3 separate regions of the Homo sapiens genome follow, and regions 2 and 3 are each linked to region 1. A link is a loop called in an ENCODE intact Hi-C map of the cell type or tissue named here. Cell type or tissue: PC-9. All regions are shown on one strand.

Region 1 (2,500 bases):
GTAGATGACTGTACATACCACATTGCGTTTACTCATTCATGTCCCTCGATGGGTACTTGGTTGCTTCTACCTTATGGCTAATTGTGAACTATGCTGCTATGAACACAGGTGTACACATATCTTCCCTTCTAGTCCCTGCTTTCAAGTCTTTTTTTCTTTTTTCTTTTTTTTTTTTTTTTTTTTTTTGAGACAAGGTCTTGCTCTGTCACCCAGACTAGAATGCAACGGTGCTATCATGGCTCACTGCAACCTCCGCCTCCCAGGTTCAAGTGATTCTCTTGTCTCAGCCTCCGAAGTAGCTGGAACTACAGGCATGTGCCACCATGCCCAGCTAATTTTTGTATTTTTAGTAGATTTGAGGTTTCACCATGTTGGCCAGGCTGGTCTCGAAATCCTGACCTCAAGTGATCCACCCGCTTCGGCCTCCCAAAGTGCTGGGATTACAGGCATGAGCCACCGTGCCCAGCCAAGTTTTAAAATTATTTGCAGACACGGGGGTCTCACTATGTTGCCCAGGCTGGTCTCGAACTCCTGAGCTCAAGCTATGTTCCCACCTCAGTCTCCCAAAGCACTGAGACTACAGGCTTGAGCCACCGTGCCCGGCCAGATTCTTTCGGGTTCACACCCAGAAGTGGAATTGGTGAATCATAAATAAGGTAATGCTAATTTTTTGTTTGTTTGAGACGGAGTCTTGCTCTGTCGCCCAGGCTGGAGTGCAGTGGCACGATCTCGGCTCACTGCAAGCTCCGCCTCCCGGGTTCACGCCATTCTCCTGCCTCAGCCTCCCGAGTAGCTGGGACTACAGGCGCCCGCCACCACGCCTGGCTGATTTTTTGTATTTTTAGTAAAAACGGGGTTTCACCGTGTTAGCCAGGATGGTCTCAATCTCCTGACCTCGTGATCCGCCCACCTCGACCTCCCAAAGTGCTGGCATTACAGGCGTGAGCCACCGCGCCCAGCCGGCAATGCTATTTTTAATTTTTTGAGGAACTGCCAGACTGTTTTCCACAGCGGCTGCACCATTTTCTGTTCCCACCAGCAGAGTGCAAGCGTTCCAATTTCTCCATGTCGATTCATTGTTTTTGGTCATATCTCACAAGTCAGTCAGCCAAGGTGGGTGGGGTCACGGCGTTCCTAAAATATTATACTTAAAAACGAGCGCAATCCTGGCCCTCGGTGTCAACCAGCTGACAGGGCCGAACGACCGCTGGGCCTCTGGCGCCCCCTGCAGGACGCAGACAGGGTGACAAGCGCTGGCTCGAACCTGGACAGCCCATGGGAGATGCTGCTCGGGGCTGGCCTGGTGGTGCCGATACTCGCCTCTCGCAGAGGCTCCAGGCAAGTCCCAGAGAAGGTGAGGCTCCCTGGGAGCCTTCACGCAGGAGAACAAAAGAAAGCCCGGTGTTCCCGCTCCTCACATAAGAAGCATCAGGGTAAGTGTGGGGGGCGCACAGAGAGGCAAAGACACGTAGGGGTTTTTTATATATATAGCAAGACATATATATATATGTCTTGCTGTGTTGCCTAGGCTGGAGTGCAGTGGCGCCATCTCAGCTCACTGCAACCTCCGCCTCCCAAGTTCAAGCAATTCTGCCTCGGCTTCCCTAGTGTGTGGGATTACAGGCACGTGCGCCACCAAGCCCGGCTAATTTTTGTATTTTAAGTAGAGACGGAGTTTCACCATGTTGGCCAGGCTGGTCTGGAACTCCTAACCTCAGGTGATCCGCCCACCTCGGCCTCCCAAAGTGCTGGGATTACAGGCGTGAGCCACTGCGCCCCGCCGGGATGCAAGATATTGATCAATATCAATACCTGTGACAGAAAAGTGGGCTGCAGGGAGAACAAGAGTGGCTCCTTACCCAGTCTGGAGAAAGCAAACTGCAGTATGATTCAGATCCAACAACCAGCGATCCAGGACCCAGCGTTAGAGCAAATCAGGCCTATTGGGCTCAAACTAGTTTTTTGAAAGTTTTTTCAAAGTAAGAGAATAATCGAGCAGACATTTGTTACACTGATGTTCCTAGCACCAGTATCCACAACAGCCACAGGGTGGAAACCCCAAATGCTCCTCTATGGATGAATGGATAAACCAGCTGTGGTGTGTTTCCACATTAGAATACTAGAGTTCTCAAATTCATACACACAGGGAGCAGAATGGTGGTGACCATGGAGCTGGATTGTGGGGGAGAGGAGCTTAGAATGGGAAGTTGTTATTTTTGAGTATGGAGTTTCAGTTTTTGCAAGATGAAAACATTCTGGAGATTGATTATGTACAATGTGAATGCACTTAACACTGAATGTACGGTACACTTAAAATGGCTAAGACGTTAAAATGAGCTTTGTTTTTTTCATGCCATTCTCCCGCCTCAGCCTCCCGAGTAGCTGGGACTACAGGCGCCCGCCACCAAGCCCGGCTAATTTTTTGTATTTTTAGTAGAGATGCGGTTTCACCGTGTTAGCCAGGATGGTCTTGATCTCCTGATCTCCTGATCCGCGCAAC
Region 2 (2,500 bases), 99 kb after region 1:
CACGAGAATCGCTTGAACCCGGGAGGCGGAGGTTGCAGTCGGCTGACATGGCACCACTGCACTCCAGCCTGGGTGACAGAGCGAGACTCCGTCTTAAATAAATAAATAAAAAGAAAATGGAAGTGCCTAATATTGCAATTCAGCATTGTACTTTCACATGTGCCCTTTATGGGAATCCTTTTCTTTTCTCACCCGTAATTTCCTGTTCTTTCTCCCAATCTGCACCTCATCCAGCAGAGTCTCCGCCCACAAGCTGCGCTTAGGGAAGCAGGCACTCTCCGGAAACTCTGGACTGAGTAAAATCAATGGGTGCGTGCGGGACTCCTCCACTGATTCTTTGATTCCACAGCATTTGTACAGCACCCACGGGGGCCCCACACTAGGTGGGAAACGAAGATGAAAAGTCGCAGTCTCTGTTCCAAAGACCGCAGAGCCCAGGGCTGCGTTTCCTTCCCGGCCTTTTGTCCAGGCCCCAGGGAGCGAGCTGGGGGAAGGCTCCCCGGCCAGGGCTTCCCCACAGATTTTACTAGGTCAGGGCAGCCCCGGGGAGGCGCCTCCTCCCAGCCGGAACCGCCCGACTCCGCTTCGTCCTCTTGGGCCCACGGACCACTCCCCACTGCCCCAGCCCCAACACCTGCAGATCCTGCGAGCCCGAGCCCTCCCGCGACCGCCCAGAGAGGGTCTGACACCCGAAGGGGAACCCCAGGGACTAGTCCTGCCGTAGTCTAAGCTCTGGTCTCGCGGAGGAAAAGCAGGGGCGGCCCCCGTACGCGGGGCCTGCGCCCTTCAGCCCCAGCCCCACCCTGCGCGACCCCGGGATCTCGCTCGGCGGCGGCCGTTGCCCAGGGCACAGGCAGGGCATGCTGAGAACGCTCTGCCTTTCCTGTGCCTGGACACGGCTCGGGCTGGGATCCCACAGCGCCGCCTTCTGGCGGGAGGCACCCCCGCGGCGCTGTGCATTCTGGGCTCCCTGGATCTCTGAACTTGAATTGGAGCTGCTCCAAGCTCTCCAGAGATAACCTCCTTTAGGGTTACACGAGATTGCCTCTGAAATTGATAGGTATGTAAATTAGTAGGGATTTGGAGAATGTGTAACGTCGCCATTTTCGGTTTCAATTTTTGCTACTACAAGCCGCCTGTCTTCACAATGAAACTGTGTTATCGGCCGGGCGCGGTGGCTCATGCCTATAATCCCAGCACTTTAGGAGGCTGAGGCGGGCGGATCACCTGAGGTCAGGAGTTTGAGACCAGCCTGGCCAACATGGTGAAACCCCGTCTCTACTAAAAATACAAAAATTAGCCGGGCGTGGTGGCACGCGCCTGTAGTCCCAGCTACTCGGGTGGCTGAGGCGGGAGAATCACTTGAACCCAGGAGGTGAAGATTGCAGTGAGCCGAGATCGCACCACTGCACTCCAGCCTGAGCAACAGAGCAAGATTCCGTCTCAAAAAAAAAAAAAAAGAAAAAAGAAACTGTTATTAAATAAAATAATAGGAGTCCATTGGTTCGGACTCAGCTCCAGCACTAGGCTCCAAGAGACCACACCAAGATGGAGTTACTCATGCAAAAGTGCCACATCACCAAACAGGCCAGCATAAGGAAGACCCCTCTGCTTTTTTTTTTTTTTTTTTTTTTTGAGACAGAGTCTCACTCTGTCGGCCAGGCTGGAGTGAAGTGGCACAATCTTGGCTCACTGCAACCTCTGCTTCCCGGGCTCAAGCACTTCTCCTGCCTCAGCCTCCCAAGTAACTGGGATTACAGGGGTGTGTCACCACGCCCGGCTAATTCTTGTATTTTTAGTAGAGACGGGGGTTTCACCATGTTGGCCAGGCTGGTCTTGAACTCCTGACCTCAGGTAATCCACCTGCCTCGGCCTCCCAAAGTGCTGGGATTACAAGTGTGAGCCACCGTGCCCGGCCAGAAGACACCCCCTCTGCTTTAACCTTTAGAAGAAAAAAGTAACTTTGAAACAACCAACCCACTTTTAGTTTTCTGTTTCTGCTTTTCCCAAGCTTTTTCTGTCCATAAAACCAACCGCGGGCCGGGTGCAGTGGCTCACACCTATAATCCCAGCACTTTGGGAGGCCAAGGTGGGCAGATCACGAGATCAGGAGTTCGAGACCAGCCTGGCCATCCTGGTGAAACCCCCGTCTCTACTAAAAATACAAAAAATTAGCCAGGCATGGTGGCGCATACCTGTAATCCCAGCTACTTGGGAGGCTGAGGCAGAATTGCTTGAACCCAGGAGGTGGAGGTTGCAGTGAGCCAAGATAGCGCCACTGCTCTCCAGCCTGGGCGACAGAGGGAGACTCCTTCTTAAAAAAAAAAAAAAAAACCCGCCTTGGCTGGCTCATCCAAACACTTATTCTGTTTTTCTGTTTTTGTTTTTGAGACCGAGTTTCGCTCGTTGCCCAGGCTGGAGTGCAATGGCACGATCTCGGCTCACTGCAACCTCCGCCTCCCGGGTTCAAGCGATTCTCCCGCCTCAGCCTCCCGAGTAG
Region 3 (2,500 bases), 90 kb after region 1:
CAAGACTACCATCTGTGGACTCACGGAATGCATGGTATTCCACACAGCATTGCCTCTGACCAAGGCACTCACTTTAGGGCTAAAGAAGTGTAACAGTGGGCGGCCGGGCGCGGTGGCTCATGCCTGTAATCCCAGCACTTTGGGAGGCCGAGGTGGGTGGATTACGAGGTCAGGAGATCCAGACCATCCTAGCCAACAGGGTGAAACCCCGTCTCTACTAAAAATACAAAAAATTAGCCGGGCGTGGTGGCGGGCGCCTGTAGTCCTAGCTACTCGGGAGGCTGAGGCAGAATGGCGTGAACCCGGGAGGCAGAGCTTGCAGTGAGCCAAGATCGTGCCACTGCACTCCAGCCTAGGTGACAGAGCGAGACTCCATCTCAAAAAAAAAAAAAAAAAAGAAAGAAAGAAAGAAGAAGTGTAACAGTGGGCTCATGTTCATGGAATTCACTGGTCTTAACCATGTTGCCCATCATCCTGAAGCAGCTGGATTGATAGAATGGTGGAATGGCCTTCACTGTAATTGAAGTCACAATTACAACTCCAACTAGGTGACAATACTCTGCAGGGCTGGGGTAAAGTTCTCCACAAGACCATGTATGCTCTGAATCAGCGTCCAATATATGGTACCGTTTCTCCCATAGCCAGAATTCACGGATCCAGGAATCAAGGGGTTGAAGTGGAAGTGGCACCACTCACCATCACCCCTAGTAATCCACTAGCAAAATTTTTGCTTCCTGTTCCTGTGACATTATGTTCTGCTGGCCTAGAGGTCTTAGTTCCAGAGGGAGGAATGCTGCCACCAGGAGACACGATTCCATTAAACTGGAAGTTAAGATTGCCACCTGGACACTTTGGGCTCCTCCTACCTTTAAATCAACAGGCTAAGAAGGGAGTTACAGTGTGGGCTGGGGTGACTGACCCGCACTATCAAGATGAAATCAGTCTACTACTCCACAGCGGAGGTAAGGAAGAGTATGCATGGAATAGAGGAGATCCATTAGGGTGTCTCTTTTTTTTTCTTCTTGAGACGGAGTCTCGCCCCGTCACCCAGGCTGGAGCACAGTGATGCTATCTCGGCTCACTGCAAGCTCCGCCTCCCGGGTTCACGCCATTCTCCTGCCTCAGCCTCCCACATAGCTGGGACTACAGGCATCCGCCACCACGCCTGGCTAATTTTCTTGTATTTTTAGTAGAGACGGGGTTTCACCATGTTAGCCAGGATGGCCTCGATCTCCTGACCTCGTGATCCACCTGCCTCGGCCTAGGGTGTCATTACAGGCGTGAGCCACCACGCCCAGCCTGGGGTGTCTCTTAGTATTACCATGTGATACTACCATGCCCTGTGATTAAGGTCTACCGGAAACTACAACAGCACAATCCAGGAAGGACTACAAGTGACCCAGACCCTTCAGGAATGAAGGTTTGGGTCACTCCACCAGGAAAATACCACAACCTGCTGAGGTGCTTGCTGAAGATAAAGGGAACACAGAACGGGTAGTGAAGAAGGTAGTCATTAATACCAGCTATGACCGCATGACCAGCTGCAAAAAGGAGGACTGTAATTTTCATGAGTATTTCCTCCTTTTGTTAAAAACGTGTTTGTGCATTTATACACTTCTACTTAAGAAAATATCTTCATGTTAGGCCAGGCGTGGTGGCTCACGACTGTAATCCCAACACTTTGGGAGGCCGAGGCAGGTGGATCACCTGAGGTCAGGAGTTCAAGACCAGCCTGGCCAACATGGCGAAACCCCATCTCTACAAAAAAATAAAAAAATTAGCTGGGCGTGGTGGTGCACGCCTGTAATCCCAGCTACTCAGGAGGCTGGGAGGATTGCTCGAACCCAGGCGGCAGAGATTGCAGTGAGCTGAGATCGTGTTATTGCACTCCAGCCTGGGCGACAAGAGCAAAACTCCGTCTCAAAAAAAAAAAAACAACAACAAAAAACATGTTATTTCCTTTCTTCTGTATCACATGACATTTAGATTTATTGACTTCACATCAGCATTTAAGTATTGTTAACTTTATGTCATAGTATTTGGGTTGGGGATTGGTGCGTTTCCGGTTGTACGAAGGATAGTTATATTATGTTAGGCATAATTATGACCCTATTATTATCTTTATTTGAAGATTATATATGATCTCAGGAGATGTGTATTGATTCAAGTTGACAAGGGGTGGATTTGTGATGGTTAAAACTGAGTGTCGGCCGGGCGCAGTGGCTCATGCCTGTAATCCCAGCACTTTGGGAGGCTGAGGCGGGTGGATCACAAGGTCAGGAGATCGAGACCATCCTGGCTAACATGGTGAAACTATGTCTCTACTAAAAATACAAAAAATTAGCCAGGCGTGGTGGCGGGCGACTGTAGTCCCAGCTACTTGGGAGGCTGAGGCAGGAGAATGGTGTGAACCCGGGAGGCAGAGCTTGCAGTGAGCCGAGATCGCGCCACTGCACTCCAGCCTGGGCGACAGAGCGAGACTCCATCTCAAAAAAAAAAA

What was found. Hi-C counts contacts between places; a loop is a spot of excess contacts. Peaks named below come from ENCODE experiments on the same cell type or tissue, not always from the same donor. Only the 100,000 strongest peaks of a DNase experiment are listed, where the experiment ranks them.
Region 2: it touches region 1 in a loop (7-fold over the local background); 2 of 110 quality-filtered maps call a loop at or near these places.
Region 3: a loop joins it to region 1, with 9 times the contacts of the local background. A loop is called at or near these places in 2 of 110 quality-filtered maps.

Annotation. Positions count from the first base shown.
Region 1 is chr7:148,965,730-148,968,229 of GRCh38, forward strand. LOC124901768 (a long non-coding RNA gene) reads left to right here and starts at 1,305. Exons shown (of 2, transcript XR_007060580.1): 1 at 1,305-1,433. RefSeq lists an enhancer at 1,349-1,398. In PC-9, CTCF peaks have their summits at 1,234 (motif pointing left) and 1,436; DNase peaks (open chromatin) are centred at 222, 602 and 1,142; H3K4me3 peaks cover 1,611 bases; H3K27ac peaks cover 1,472 bases.
Region 2 is chr7:149,065,049-149,067,548 of GRCh38, forward strand. No RefSeq gene overlaps it. Among named protein-coding and RNA genes, the nearest start is that of ZNF786, 24 kb to the right of the region's middle. RefSeq lists an enhancer at 257-1,139 and a silencer at 629-858. In PC-9, a CTCF peak has its summit at 953 (motif pointing left); DNase peaks (open chromatin) are centred at 223 and 933; H3K4me3 peaks cover 1,061 bases; H3K27ac peaks cover 991 bases.
Region 3 is chr7:149,055,383-149,057,882 of GRCh38, forward strand. No RefSeq gene overlaps it. Among named protein-coding and RNA genes, the nearest start is that of PDIA4, 28 kb to the left of the region's middle. In PC-9, no CTCF peak of the experiment used is centred here; a DNase peak (open chromatin) is centred at 1,419; H3K27ac peaks cover 1,591 bases.